Regions from separate parts of the Mus musculus genome. Here region 2 is linked to region 1. Evidence: chromatin loops called from intact Hi-C (ENCODE). Cell type or tissue: heart. All regions are shown on one strand.

What was found. Hi-C counts contacts between places; a loop is a spot of excess contacts. Peaks named below come from ENCODE experiments on the same cell type or tissue, not always from the same donor. Only the 100,000 strongest peaks of a DNase experiment are listed, where the experiment ranks them.
Region 2: it touches region 1 in a loop (3-fold over the local background); 17 of 42 quality-filtered maps call a loop at or near these places.

Annotation. Positions count from the first base shown.
Region 1 is chr4:120,585,382-120,593,381 of GRCm38, forward strand. Gm8439 (predicted gene 8439) reads left to right here and starts at 3,364. Exons shown (of 3, transcript NM_001101603.1): 1 at 3,364-3,471. The coding sequence starts at 3,424. In heart, a CTCF peak has its summit at 4,565 (motif pointing right); a DNase peak (open chromatin) is centred at 4,570; H3K27ac peaks cover 989 bases; H3K27me3 peaks cover 1,272 bases.
Region 2 is chr4:120,906,903-120,914,902 of GRCm38, forward strand. No RefSeq gene overlaps it. Among named protein-coding and RNA genes, the nearest start is that of Exo5, 14 kb to the right of the region's middle. In heart, CTCF peaks have their summits at 3,118 (motif pointing left) and 3,321; no DNase peak of the experiment used is centred here.

The DNA of each region.
Region 1 (8,000 bases):
TGACAAAACTGTTCTTTGGGTCAGGTGGTGGTGTCACATGCCTGTGGGGCAGTGGACTGTGCCACCAGACAGAATACTTGGTAAAGTTGAGCAGATTCAGAAACCCCAGTAATTCTCGTATCTGAGAACGGCAGGCCTTCCATCTACACCTGTCCAGGTTCCTACCCTGGAGCATGACACCCCATGTTGAGGGCTGTGACAATCAGTCATGTAGGGGCAACACCTGAAGCCCCTTCACATGCAGATGAGGCACCCCTAACATCTCAGACCAAGACAATAGAAAGCATCTGCTTTAGACCTCAACCTGTGGGAAGCCATTGCAGAGTGGCAGTTGCAGAGTGGCAGTTGGCTACTGCTGGCCACCACACATACATAGGCAGTGAAGGTTCTTTTGCCAAGATGAGAGACAAGTTAACCAATCAGATGTGAGACACGCCTCTCCTAGGCCTATATAAGCAGCACCAGTTCTGGGCTCGGGGTCTTCTCGCCTCTACAATCAAGCTCTCCCAATAAACATGTGCAGAAGGATCCTGTTGCAGCATCGTTCTTCCTGGCCAGTCGAGCGCGCGCAAGACCAACCCACCCCAAAATGTATATAAGGTCCTATCCACAAGGAATAAAATGCACGAGTCATTTCATCAAAGATGAGAGTATCTATCTTTAGGGAAGAGAATTCTCTCCGGAAGCTTTCCTTGCTGGAAACCGCTCTAGCCTAGTTCAGTCACTTCTAGCTTGGTGGCCCCACCTTGGCTCCTAGCCACCTGCTTCACCCTGCCTCCCAGCTGTGCCCTGCCAGCCTGTAGTGTCCTGTCTCCCACCCCCACCTTCCCAGAGCTTTGATCCGACTCCCCCTCCCCTTTGGAGAGTGAAACTCTTTGGCCACTCTGGGCAGGTTAGAGCCCCCAAAATCCCCACGGATATCACAGACCAGCACACCCTTTAATCCTAGCACTTGGGAGGCAGAGGCAGGCAGATCTCTATGAGTTTGAGTCCAGCCTGGTTTACAGAGCAAGTTCCAGATAGCTGGGACTACAGAGAAACCCTTTCTCAAAAGAAAAAACAACAAACAAACAAACAAGCAACAGCAACACCCCCCCCCCAAAAAAAACTGTTCTTTGGACAGTCCACCCATTTTAGAATGAAGCAGTGGAGGGTGGCTCTGTCTGGTCTCTTCACACTCTGCTGATGCTGATGACAGACAGAGGTTTGCTTTGTTTTTTTTTAAAGCAAAGTCTTTCTATCATGTCAAAATTGAAGCAAAGTATTGCACCACATTCAAAAGGCAAATAGGCGTACTATTACAGACTATAAAGTAACAAAAGAGATTTCTGCAATTAATTAAATTCTATAGTATTTCTAGAATAACCACAAAGTCAAAAGAAAAAGAAAAAAAGAAAAGAAAATCTGAAAAACTAAAACCACCATTGGCAATATCTCTGAAAGCTGAACTTTTTGTTGCTGTTGTTATTTTGAGACAGTATTTCTCTTTGTAGTCCTGGCTGGCCTGGAACTCTTTGTGTGAGCCACTCTGCCCAGCTTGAATGCCAGTGTCTTACACTAACTTACAAACTGTTGCAGGGGACCAGATCAGCCAACCACCTGGACAGTCTGCTGTGTGACAGAGGTGTAAGGGGTGTGCTCATGATCATGACAGAGGCTTCCCAGAAGCAGGTTTTGAGTAAAACCAAAATGCTAAAATGATCAATACTGAACTCAAACTCAGTGTGTTTCTAGAGAGAGCCATCTCATACTACCTAAATATATTCCCATCTGTGGCAAATCTCCAGGAGTTGAATAGACCAGTGTGCCTCTGGCTCATTCATGGCCCACTCAGTAGAAAGCTGTGTCCTAATTAATGGAAATTGGGATTCCAGAACAAAGCATGCACTGTAGCCAAATAAGAAGAAACTGTGCTAAGTTAAACTGCAGGTTCAATAACTGCAGAAATGTCCACAGCCTCGCCTCTCTTCTCTTCTCTTCTCTTCTCTTCTCTTCTCTTCTCTTCTCTTCTCTTCTCTTCTCTTCTCTTCTCTTCTCTTCTCTTCTCTTCTCTTCTCTTCTCTCCTCTCTCCTCTCCTTTTCTCTTCTTTCCTTTCCTTTTCCTTTCTCTTTCTTTCTTTCTTTCTTTCTTTCTTTCCTTCTTTCTTTCTTTCTTTCTTTCTTTCTTTCTTGTACCTCTGCATAACAATAAATGGGGCCCAGAAACACACAGATCACATAAACAAATATCCAAAAAACATTCCAATGTTCAAGAAGCAAGGAGTAGAGATGAACACTTATAACTCTACTAGTCTGGAGACTGAAGCAGGAGAGTCACAAGTTTGAAACCAGTTTGAAGTCAGGGTTGCCATAGTGAGTTCAAACTTATCAAGATGCTATCTTTAGTTTGTTTTGAAACAAGGTCTCTCTGTGTATTCCTGGCTGGCCTGAAACTCACTCTGTAGACCAACCTGGCCTTGAACTTGTAGAGTTTAAGGGCACTTGCCTGTGCCTCCCCAGCGCTGGGACTAAAGGTGTGTGCCACCACACCCAGTCCCACAAATTAATTATTGAATTAAGGAATGAATAAAATTTAGTGGGAGGCTGAGAATGTGGCTCAGAGTGAAGGTTGTGCATGCACCCAGAACCCAGACCCACCCTGGCCCCTCCCACCCCTGGCATCACATAAACTCAGGGTGGTGATACATAGTTCCCAAAAACAGGAGAGATAGAGACAGGAAGGTTGGAAGTTCAAAGTTAAGACTCTCTCTCTCTCTCTCTCTCTCTCTCTCTCTCGCTCTCACTCTCGCTCTCTCTGTCTGTCTGTCTCTGTCTCTCTCTCACACACACTACAAACAATCACAACAACAAAACCCTTCATAACTAAACAATTGCTCAGTAAAGCAAAATAGACCTTTTCACATAGAGGATTGGCAAACTTGAGGAAGACTTATACTATCCAGTGGCTAAATGTGAGCAGGTCATTATTTCAGGTGGGAAGCCGGTAGACAGACATACGCTCTTTGGAGGGAGTATACCCCGAAGCCAATATCTTCATCAAATAGGTGGTTATGACTTTTACACACACACACACACACACACACACACACACACACACACACACACACACACAGAGTCTAGAGCTAGGCATCCCAGGCTGGTGCTGTCACAGAACTCCATGAGGAGCTTGAGTCTTCTGTTTCTCTGCTTTGCCGGGCTTAACAGGAAACTTCTCTTTTGAAATTCACCTCCTCCTGACCTCCTGGTTACAAGATGACTACATTACCTCAGGCCCCAGGTTCACATTCCAGGCAAGAGAGGAACAGCAAGGCGGAAGATGTAATGCCTCTATTAGGACAGTGCCTGCTTTCTCAGAGACCTCCAGCACACATTCCCTAACGACCTGTCTGCGAATCTGCCTGTTGCCTCTTTGAGAGAAGTCAGATGTTGACTCCTGAGCTGCTTCTAAGACCTCTGTTCTCCCCTCCTGAGGTGAGTAGACCTTTGATTCTGCCTCCTTAACTAGAGTAGATGTGTTAACCTGGAGCCTCCCTTTCCCCTTCCCCTCATTCTGTGTGTGCCTTTTCTGCCGACTGCCAGTGCCCAAGAGGCCTTGAGTCCCTGGGAGGGGCCGACACCAGGGGCTGATGGGCAGGAGTTAGTGAGTCTCCTAACCCTGCTGTGGACAACCCTGTTTGAACTTAAGTTCTCAAGCTGCCCTTTGGGAACTCTCAGCAGGATTTTATTTACATTACACAACAGTTTGTTTGCCTTCCCCAAAGCCCCCATTACCACCCCTAAAGGAGCTTTCACTTTAGAATCCTCACAAAGAATCCTCACTTCAGCCTCCTGCCTCTAAGCCGCTGGCCTTCCTGCTGGCCCTTGAGGAAGTGAAACTTGCAGGGTCTTTGCAATGGCTTCCCCTGATGCCCGTGAGAGGTTCTTGTCTGGGTCTTTACCCAAATCTCACTTCACCGGTGAGGATTCCCTTAACAGCACTGCCTGGGATGGCCTCATCTCTGGCCTCTGTTCCTTGCCTGCACTCACCACTGCTGACCAGGATGTAATATATCCTGCTTCTTACCTTCCTGCCCACCAGAGCAGGCACTCAGACGCTAAGACCTTTGTCTCCTTTATCATCCCTCCCCTGTACACCCTGCAGTAGGGTCAGTGTCTAATGAATGGTACTGGAGACTCTAGTTTGTTTTACAGAGGATAAATAGCCTTTTTAGATTCCGTAAGCCATGTATAGAGATACCCAAATTGAGTCAGGACCTCCAAAAACCTCATGCCCTCAGGAAGGATCAGAGTCTTCAAGCAGGTACTTTTGTGCCACCAAGGTGGCAAACAGAAGTGCCCCCAGCCAGTAAATACCTAGGGACATTGACAGAAGTCCTTTGTCTCAGAGGCGGCGGAAAGACACAGGTAGGGCTTAAACTAAGGGAGGGGCAAATGAAGTGTAGCCAAGGCTGGGTGGTAACATGGGTGAGGTCAAGAGGGAAAAGCAGGAGGCTGGGAGGTCAGCTAGGGGCTCCCTTACCAACCCTCTTTCACCTGCCTTACTAGTGCCAAGTGCTGACCTGAGCTCTTGGCACCAGAGGGTGCTATAACCTAAGACACAGGCACTTCCGGATACACTCAGACTCCTGCTTCTAGCTGCTCATAATTGCCGGTTTAGTATGCCTCCCAGGAGCCCTGAACAAACCAGGCAGCTTCTTGGGCTCTCTTCAGCTCTAAAAGGAAGCAAAGCGTACCCTTGGAAACTCTTTAGGGGCCAGGAGAGGGAAAGGTGAGCCAACAGGAACTCAGCACACAGGCCCTTGGGCAATCTTTGTACAGATTTGCATGGGCTCAGCTGAGTTTCATTTTTCTATGTAATAACCATTGAGGCGTGGAGTTCTTGGAGCTGGGAAGATAGGTGCTGTGGGAAGCACAGGAAACCGATGGTTTCCAGTGGGTTTCAAAGTGGGTTCCTGGAGCCAGCAGATTCAGGGATCCTTAAGAGTATATGAGAAATACAGACCCAGAGCCTACTGATCTGGGAGGTAGGGGTGAGCTGGGGGCTCACAGTGATGTACATGCAGGAGCGATTGTGAGTCGTTGGTTCAAAAACTCACAGCACCGTGTATCGAGAGCTGCAACAGAATCTTCCAAGGCCTATGGAGCAGAACAAGGGCCAGGGGAAGTACCCTAGGAACTAACAAAGAGGCAAGAGATGGGTCTTCAAGCTTAGAAGATATTGTTCCAAGATGGATGGAGAGAGAGAGAGAGAGAGAGAGAGAGAGAGAGAGAGAGAGAGAGAGAGAGAAGATCCTGGAAAACACCAGATCCAGGGGTCCTCACAAAAGGCTTGGCCTTCCTCCTGCTAGCTCTGGACTTTTCTCTAGGCAGCTTTCTGACTTTGAAACCTGTCTTCCAAACAAGCTGCCCATAATTAATAATTCATTCATTTCCACTACTTATTAATCAATACCTATGGAGCTCCAATCAGAGTTTTTGATTATCACGGGATGTCCAGACTTCCTACTCTGAATTAATAATGATAGTAACTACTAGCTGCTTCGGCCTACCAGGCTCGCCGCCAAGCACTCCATGTAGACAAGTTGTTCCAGTGACCACCATAAATGGGGTGCTCTTATGGCCCTCATTTTACTGAAGGAACTTTCACCAAAAGAGGCTAAACCCGTTCCCTAAAAGCGCATCTCCAGATGATGTCTACCCTAAGCTAGTCCTCCCTGCCAACAAACACGAGCCACATGCTTTCTTCTGTCCCAGGAACGATGTAATTCTGGCCCCAAAGATACCCAGCCTACCATCCCCTGAGCAAATGCTAGCTAGTTTGTTCCATGCATTTAGAAAGACTGAAATAGCTCCTGGTACATGTTTCTATCTTGGGCATTCCCTAGAGTTCTGGGGCTCCAGGTCTGAACCACTGAACTGGTACAACCTTCTCTCTGCACCCCTCCCCAACCTGCTGTACACATAGGAGTGTGCAAACCTGAAGAGTGGTGGGGTGGCATAGTAGGAAGCACCCCTGAAAGGCCTCCCTCAAAGCATCCTGACACCAAGGTCCTTGAGCCATCTCCTTCCTTTCTACTCTCTCCTTTGCCTTTTTGCTTCTTTCTTTCTCAAGTATTCAGTGAGCTCCCACTCTGTGCCAGACCCCTTGCACTGGGGACAGAGGAGCACACAAGTTCCTCACAGTATGATTTCTGATTTCTGTCTCTTGTTATCTCCACCATGAAGCAAATTCCAGCAGATGTCAGCAGCAACAGTATCCAGGATGGAATATGGGAACATGGGGTCCCCTGAAGCCACCCCCCTGCACCCATCTCCATCTCCCCTTGCACCCACCTCCCCTGCACCTACCTCTCCCTGCACCAACCTCCCCCTGTACCCATCCCCCCTGCACCCATCTTCCCTGCACCCACCTCCCCCTGGACCCACCTCCCCCTGCACCCATCCCCCCTGCACCCATCCCCTCTGAACTCACCTCCTCCTGCAACCACCTTCCCCCTGCACCCACCTCCCCCTGTGCCCACCTTCCCCTGTGCCCATCCCCCCTGCACCCATTCCCTCCTGCACCACCTCCCCCTGTGCCCACCTTCCCCTGCACCCACCTCCCCCTGCACCCATCCTCCTCTGCATCTATCTCCCCCTGGAAAGACTCTGCCCCCCCCACCCCCCAGTCCTTCTCTTCCTCAAAGAAATCATCTGATAAGGATACTGGAAGGATGGCTCAGTGGTTCTGAGCACTGGCTGCTCTTCCATAGGAAGATACTACATGGTATCTCATAGCCATCTCTAACTCCAATTAGGGGATCCAATGTCCTCTTTTGGCCTCCACAAACACCAGGCATACACATGGTACACAGATGACATACATGTAAACAAAACACCCATACATAAGCCAGGAGATGGTGTCACACACCTTAATTCTAGCACTCAGAAGTCAGAGACAGACAGCTATCCAAGTTTGAGGCTAGCCTGGTCTACAGAGTGAGTTCCAGGACAGCCAGAGCTACACAGAGAAACCCTGTCTCAATAAATAAATAAATACCCACAAACCACACACATAGAATAGATTAATTAAAAGAGAAAGAGACCATCTGGTAAGCTGCTGTGCTGAATCCACTCTTTCTCCTGCCAGCCTTCCACTAACTATTGCTAGCCAGCTTTCTGCCTTCCTCAAATCAATTTCATAGCCAGGCTTCCCCATCAGCCTGGTGGGCAAGCTCACTTAGTCACTTTGTGTGTGTGTGTGTGTATCTGTGTATGTGTGTGTTTGATACAGGATCTTATTCTATAGCCCAGGTTGGTTGGCCTGGAACTTACCATGTAGTATAGACTGGCCTCGAACCCACAGCACTCTTCCTTCCTATCACAAGCCTCTCAAATCTTGGGATTACAAGTGTAGGCCATGCCTGGTGTGGTGGTGCTCGGGTGCTCGAACTTAATCCCTGCCCAGTCCTGCTCGGGCTCCTAGGAGCCTTTGGCCTTTCTTTCTTTTTTTTTTTTGGTTTTTCGAGACAGGGTTTCTCTATATAGTCCTGGCTGTCCTGGAACTCACTTTGTAGACCAGGCTGGCCTCGAACTCAGAAATCCGCTCAGAAATCTGCCCGGCCGCCTTTGGCCTTTCATTATGCCCAGCAACAACTCTGCGTTTATCTTTGCTCACTTTTGCTAGGATTTCCATAAAAATAAATCCCCAGAGATGACACTAATTTGATCAAATGGCCGGTAAGCATTGAGTTCTAATGGACATTTACAGTTCTTTCTCCAACAATAATGCACCACTTTACAGCCATGCCAGCAGAGCAGAGACAGCTGTGGACACTCTTCTGAAAACTTGGTTGGCTGGTTTGTTTGTTTGTTTGTTGCTAATTTGATAACTGAAAAACATTTGCTGGGTCTGGGCGTCACATTTGCAATCCCAGCTAAGTAGCTAGGCTGAATAATTTAGCCCCTCTCTCCAAATAAAAAGTTAAAAAAAAAAAAAAAGAGGGGCTGGAGAGATTGAT
Region 2 (8,000 bases), 320 kb after region 1:
TTTCCAAGTAAATGGTCCCAAGAAACAAGCTGAACTTTCAACCAAAAGTTATCAAAAAAGATAAGGAAGGACACTTCATACTGGTCAAAGAAAAAAAAACCTACCAAGATGTACTCTCAATTCTGAACATCTATGCTGCAAATGCAAGGGCACCCACATTCATAAAAGAAAGTTTACTAAAGCTCAAAGCACACATCGCACCCCACAGAATAATAGCGGGAGACTTCAACACCCCAGTCTCAGCAATGGACAGATCATGGAGACAGAAACTAAACAGAGACACAGTGAAACTCAGAGAAGTTATGAGCCAAATGGATCTAACAGATATTTATAGAACATTTCATAAAGCAAAAGAATATACCTTCTTCTCAGCACTTCACAGTACCTTCTCCAAAGCTGACCATATAACTGGTCACAAAACAGGCCTCAACAGATACAAGAAGTTTGAAATAATCCCATGCAACCTATCACATCACCATGGACTAAGGCTGGTCTTAAATCCAACAAAAAGAACAGAAAGCACACATACGCATGGAAGCTGAACACCTTTCTACTCAATGATAACTTGGTCAAGGAAGAACTAAAGAAATTAAAGGCTTTTTAGAATTTAATGATGATGAAGATGCATCATACCAAAACTTATGGGACACAATGAAAACAGTGGTAAGAGGAAAACTCATAGCTCTAAGCACCTCCAAATAGAAACTGAAGAGAGCTTACACTAGCAGCTTGACAGCAACACCTGAAAGCTCTAGAACAACAAAAAAAGCAAATACACCCAAGAGATGTCAGGAAGTAATCAAACTCAGGGCTGAAATCAACCAAATAGAAACAAAAAGAACTATTCAAAGAATCCACAAAACCAGGAGCTGGTTCTTTGAGAAAATCAACAAGATAGATAAACCCTTATCCAGACTAACCAGAGGGCACAGAGACAGGATCCAAATTAATAAAATCAGAAATGAAAAGTGAGACATAACAACAAAATATATCTTAAAATAATTAGTTTGTTGAATATTAGCAGTTGAAAATATTAAAATCATGTTCTACAAACAAAATAAACAAACAAAAAGAAATGGCAATTAATCACTCCACATGGTTGGAAAAATGAATTTTTAACCCCAAATCCACCTAACACGGAACGAAGAAAGTTCTACTTATGTATGGATAACTACTGTCAAAACCGGAAGTAACATGGGATTGAACTTGTTTGAAAATAGGTTCTAAGATTAATAAAAAATTAACCGAGTCCTAATTTTAAGTCACAAGAACGGAAGATCCAAAATTCTTCTACTTCTTGGTTTTAAGTGAGAGAGTATCTACCTGGGTGTGGCCTCAGCCTCTGGACACCGTGGGAATAGCAGTACATTATGCGCGCAGTTAGAAGCAAGCAACTCACAGGTAAGAGTTGAAATAATTGAAGGGCAGCTGTGCACAACGCAATGCATAAGTTCAGCTGCAAATGTGCCTATGACCTGATTCTCAGCAGCCTTCATACTCTGTGTTAGGGACTTAAACTATGCTTTCCCATAATGATTATTTTTGTTATTAATAGATAATGTACTCACTATTTGGTCATTAACATGCAATAGCACATTCCCCAGAAATGCATCTGTTGACGCTCTTCCTTGAGTTGAATGATATTTAACTGGAGCTGAATGAATGGTCAGTGCTAATATTAAGTAACATGCATGATCTGTTCTTATAAAATCCTGAACATTTTGCTTGCTATGCTCCATTATACTTTTGGTGGGCTGATTTTGCTTTTGCTTTTTCTCATTTTGTAATTTAATTATTATCATGATTTTATAAATGGCTGGTGTATTTAAATCAATAAAATTTTAAATTTTACAAAAAAAAAAAAAGATCCAGACCAGCCAGAGCATCACAGTGAGACCTTTTCTCAAAAACAAACAAACAAAAAAAAAATAAATAACATGGGAGTGTTCTAGGAAAGAAGGAAAGAAAGAAAGAAAGAAAGAAAGGAAGGAAGGAAGGAAGGAAGGAAGGAAGGAAAAAAGAAAGAAAGAAAGAAAGATAGAAAGAAAGAAAGGAAAGAAAGGAGGAAAAGACAAGACAACTTCCCAAAGGCGAGAACATCCAAAACAGCTTTATCCACTCATGAAAGCCCCAAATGGAAACAAACTTACAAACTGTCTGTTACAGTGCAGTCCAAATATTGAAACCACGTAGAAATTTGAAAGAGGGACTTTATTAAGTAATCATATAATTAATTCCGTTTTTTTTTTTTTTTCTTTCTAAGACATGTTTTTACTGTGACCCAAGCTGTTTTGGAACTCAATGTGTAGTTTAACCTGAGGCCAGGGATACCTCACTATGCCCAGCTTAAGAAGGAAATGTTAAAACAAACCAGCCAGTTTAGTAGGCTCATGCCTGTAATCCAAACACTTCAAAGTAGATGTAGGAGAATCATGGTAAGTTCATGGCCAGCCTGGGCTACATAGGAGACCTTGTCTCAAGAAAAGATAATAACAAAAGAAAAACACATCAATTTAGCATTGGAGCAGCTATGAAGATGTAAAAGGAGAGGGAAAAGCCTGGTATCCTTCAGTGGTAGAGTACTTGCCTAGCACGCACAAGGCCCCGAGTTCAAAATGACCTAAGGACTATCCTAAAGCTGAAGGAAGATACCCAAAGAAACAAATTGGAAGGTGGGACTCTTCCTAAAGCTGTGACGCAAACCTGTTAGCAAACATGTACGATAATGTAAGAAGTCGGCTGTGCTACAAAGGCTAGCCTTGGTAGAAGAAACACGAGTGCCCAGAATAGTCATGAACCTACTTGCACACAGAATGGTGCAAGACCTGGTGTTGGAAGCACCCTGGAGCAGAAGCTGAGACTTGGCACACAGGAGTCACGAATGTCCATGTCCGGGCCAGCTGAGATGGGCAGTGTCCTCATTGGGAGCATTGTTCAAGGCGGCTCTGGACTAGGGTTGTATCTTTATAGGTGTTAATGTGATGGGGACATGTAGTCGGGGCAAAACACAAACAGATAGCCCATGCATGTGCTGTTGGCACAGACGGGGAGAGTAAAACAACTCACCAGAAGGAAATGCAAGTTCCTTCCTGCTGCAATGGCTCTGCAGCGCCATCTACTGACAAAATGTCGTGCTCTCATTGAAAGAAACTTGAAGCCGCTGCTCTTAACCTGTGGGTCGACCCTTTTTGGGGCGTCATCTGTTAGTCGCCTAAGTATTTTATGGTTGGGGGGTCACCACAACATGAGGAACTCTATTAACGGGTCACAATTTTAGGAAGGTTAAAAACCACTACCTTTAAGGAACTATGACAGAACAGGCAACGGAAGGAAGATTGGAAGAAGTAACAGATGTATAACTGTCACATCTACCCACAGTGGGGGAAAATCCACCTGTGGCATATTGAGATGGGCAACCATAGGACACTACTGTGCTTGCAAAAGCAACAGCAGGGATGAAGTGTCAAAATGACAACAACATGTGCGTGCTGAAGGAAAGGTATTACACAAAGGGTAAATGCCTTCATTACATGAAATTTTAGAACATTCAAGACTAATTTGCAGGGGGCGTGGGGAACGTCAATTAGTAAACTAAGTGTGGTGGCTTAGGCTTGTAATTCCAGCACTTGGGAAACTGATGTATGAGGATCAAGTGTTCAAGGATAGTCTAGGTTACCTAGCCACACCCTACCCTCCCCCAAGCAAAACAACAGAAAGAGTACATTACATCTGTAATTATACCCCCGTAATGCCTATTTTCAAAATGTTGTCTGAAAACAGGAGTCTATGGTATAGGATGGAGACTACTATCCGTTCCAAATCCTGCTCCCGGGGAATTCCTGGCCAGGAGCCATTTGAAAAGACTGAAGCTTTGGTAGACGAGAACAAACAAACAAAAAGGAAAAAAAACAAAAAAACAAAAAACGAACTACAGGCTAATCTAATGGAGTCTTCTCAATTGAGAGTCCCTCTTCTCAGATGACTCCAGCTTGTGTCAAGTTGACAAAACAAAAAACAAAAACAAAAACAAAAAACTATAGCAGCACATTTAGCCATCATCAGTCACACAGTGTCCATAGTTCAGCCCCAGGCCCATGTGGTGTGAGGGGACAATGACAGAAGACTGGCTTATCAAGGTTGGATACTGTGACTCCTGCCCTTAGTCCCAGCACTCAGGAGACATGGGAAGGTGGATCTCTGAGTTTAAGGTCAGCCCAGTCATAGGAAGTTTCAGATCAACCAGGGCTACATGGTGAGACAGTTTCAAAAGCAAACTGGCTGTTGAAGCATCAATGTTCACGGAGTAGGGAGGAGCAACCTGCCAAAGAAAAGGCCTCGCTGAAGATTCCACCGACTGCCGAAAGTGAGTCACTGAGAACTGCACATGAGACCAACACCTGTGCCAATAATAACTATGAGAGGGGATTGTGAAGAGGTTGCCAAACTGTGGCCGCCAGCTCCTTTATAAATAAAGCCTAGCATAGCTCACTAGCTAGTGTCACCTGTATGGCTGGTAGAGTGGGGGCTCGCAGTCTTGACTGCTTTATGTCTGTATGTTTGCCTAGAAATTGCATAGATTGGTAAAGGATATCTTCCAGGACCCAGGAATGAAGATCTAGGCTAGTCCTAAAATATCAGACAGGCTGTGGTGGGATATGCCTTTAATTCCAGCACTCTGGAAGCAGAGGCAGGGTCTCTGCAAACTCAAGGCCAGTCTGATCTGCAGAGAGAGTTCCAGGCCAGCCAGGGTGACATAATGAGATCCTGTATCAATAATAATAATAAGAAGAAGAATATTATTGTCTCCTCTGACTGAGTGTGGTAGTGCACACCTGTAATCCCAGCACTCTGGAGGCAGAGGCTGGAAGATCAGGAGTTTCATAGCACGTTTGACCTAGCCTGGGCTACGTAAGACTCTGGGTTTTGTTGTTGTTGTGGGTGTTTTTTTAAATCATCCCTTCAACAAAACCATATTTTTTTGTAGGTTTTATAAAATTATCTCATGTGGTTAGGGATGTAGCTCAATGGTGGAATGTTGGCCTAGCATATGGAAGGCCCTGGGTTCAATCCTCAGCCCTGCAAAATGAGTGCCTGAATGAATGATACTAATAAATGAATACTGTTGATAAAAAGTCCCTTCCTTACCTGTGTCTGAGAAATGTCAGTGACCCAGAGGGATCTTGAATTTCTCCTATGCTGTGTATGCATTGAGTGGTTTTATATGGTGGAAGATTAGACTGACAGCCCATAATCCAGTGCCCCAGTGCTGGGTACTATCATAGAGAGTTTTACAATTCTGTGTATACATATTTTGTCTGTGTCTGTAGATTTGCAGCACATACTTTACTGTTGCCCTCTAGAAGAGCATCCAGTTTCTTAACTGCTGAGCTGTCACTCCAGTCCCCCTTAGAGATCTTTTTAAAATGTTCTTACATTTGCTTATGTGTATGGGGGAAGCAGCGCATGTAACACACTGTACATATGAGAGATGGAGCTTACTGGCCAGCCAGTCTAGCCAAAACCAGTGAGTTCCAGGTTCAGTTAGAGACCCAGTCTCAAGAGAATAAAATGGAGCTGAGCATGGTGGTACACACCTTTAATCCTAGCACTCAGGAGGCATCAGCTGGCAGATGTCTGAGTCTGAGGCCAGCCTGGTCTACAGAGTAAGTTCCTGATCAGCTAGGGCTACACAGCGAAATTCTATCTTAAAATAAATAAATAAGCAAGATCTTGTCTCAAACAGAACAACAACAACAACAACAAAAAGGCAAAACAAAAAAACCAAAAAATCAAAGATACACAAATAGGCTAATATGTTTGCCAGTGCACTAATTAGTGGTGTTTGCCCAACACCACTAATTATTAGTGCAATGTAAATCAAAGTTACCGTGAGACACTGCTTCATACCTATAGAGATGGCCACTATCAATATCAATGCATGGAAAACAATAAACATTATAAGGACTAAAAGAAATTGGAACTCTGATGCTTTGTGGGTGGAAATTGAAAGCAATAGAGTATGGCAGGCAGGTACTCAGAATATTAGAAGACCAAAGGTCCAATAATTCTTTTTTGTGGGGCAGTGGACTGTGCCAGGAAACTTGGTAAGGTTGAGTGGGTTCAGAACCGCTGGCATCCACCTGAGGACAGTAGGAGTTCCCTACTCCTGACCAGATTCCTGGCCTGGAACACGTGACCACAACTCCACACAGAAGAACGTGGCCTAGCACAAAACACAAAGTTCTGCACGCTAATGAGGTATCTAGATGGACCCTGAGGGTTTGGCCAATGAAGCTTCCCTTCCCAGACTAAGTTCCTTCCTGCAAAAGGTATGCAAAATCTCTGGTCCACCCTGAGGAAAGGGTATGTCCCTAGTCTCCACGATGAATAATCAATGGAACCAAGGACTGCCTCTCTTATCAAGAAGGGAGGGAGGGAGGGAGGGAGGGAGGGAGGGAGGGAGGGAGGGAGGGAGGGAGGGAGGGAGGAAGCCTTTGTTGCACAGAGCTGCAGCCTGAGTCTCCAGCACAAGATCCCTCCTCCATCCTGGACAGTTGCCACTAAGCTAAACCTGAGTTCCCTCTCCCATACCCCCACCCCCTCCCCACCCCCTGACCTCTTCACAGGCCCAGGGCCGTTTGTATGCCCAGGAGCTTGGGAACCCCCGACTCCTCAACTCTTCGTTCAGCCTCAGCTTGGCTGAGGTCCCCTCCTAGGCTGCATTCTCCTACCCCTTGAGCAGTGCATTGGAGCTTCCTGCAAGCCCATCACCTGCTGTCGGTGTAGGGTAAAATACAGCCTAGCGTTCTATGGTTCTTCTGCCTGAGTAGAGTTCACACACCCGGGCAGTGAGGTGGAACGTGGGACCACACTTTTTCTGGGTTCATACCCAAAACAATTGAAAGTGGGGTTTCGAGGAGACATTTGCACATCCAGGTTCCACAGTAGTGTCAGTCACAATATATAAAACATGGGCAAAATCCAAGGGCCCATTGACAGATGAATGGGTAAGCCAGATGTGTGCTTCCCATAGAATAAAATTCTGTCCCATTGTGAAACAGGAAGTTCTGACACATTTGACTGTGCTAATGAGAATTAAGGATACTCTGTAAAGTAAGCCAGTCACAAAAAGATAAGAGCAGTGTGACCCCACTAAGTGACTTGCTAGGACCTGGGAGGAGCAGGAAGTGATGCCACAGGGGAGTTTCGGTTCTTGTGAGATGGACAGAATTACAGACAGAGACAGCTGTACACCAACACCAGTGACCTGGACACTGAAAATAATGAAGATTTGATCCAGATCTCCCTGAGGAAAAAAAAAAGGCAGATTATATGCTAAGCATATTTCAACAATAATGAGAGAAACTGGGAAAAACTGAATACAAGAATACAAGTAAAATAGATAAAATAAGCAATTCTTTGCATTTATGTCCCCATGATGGGGACACAGGTTTCAGTGGGTGGGAGTGGTTAATCAGGGCCTAGAATTTACATGTCAAATACTACTTAGGGCATTCTACAGTCTAAACACATATGCTCTGTGAATTGTTTTTGCTTTGTATTTTGGGAAAGGGTCTCATGTAGTCCAGGCTGGCTCTAACTCACTATGACGTCATCAGTGGCCTTGTACTTCTGATCCTCCTGCCCCTGCCTCTCCAGTGCAGGTACCACAGTGCTTGGGGTTTCCATGATGCTGGAGATTAAACCCAGGGCTTTGCTGGAGGCTAAGCAAGCATCTGCTAACTGAGCCGCAACCCTGGTCCCTCCTGTGGCCTCTTCTAAGAAAGCAGAAGTAAGCTGTTTCTACCCTATTCCAGAGAATTACATTGAGCTCAAGTGACTGCACTAGATGGCTTTCTGTAGCTGTAGCAAAACACGGAGATCATCAGTTTTAAAGTAGGAAGATTTGTTTTGGCTTTCCTCATCAGAGGTTTCAGCCCCAACTCTCAGGGCTCTGCTGCTTTGGTCAGCAGTGTACCTGGCCGAGGAGTCCATGGCAG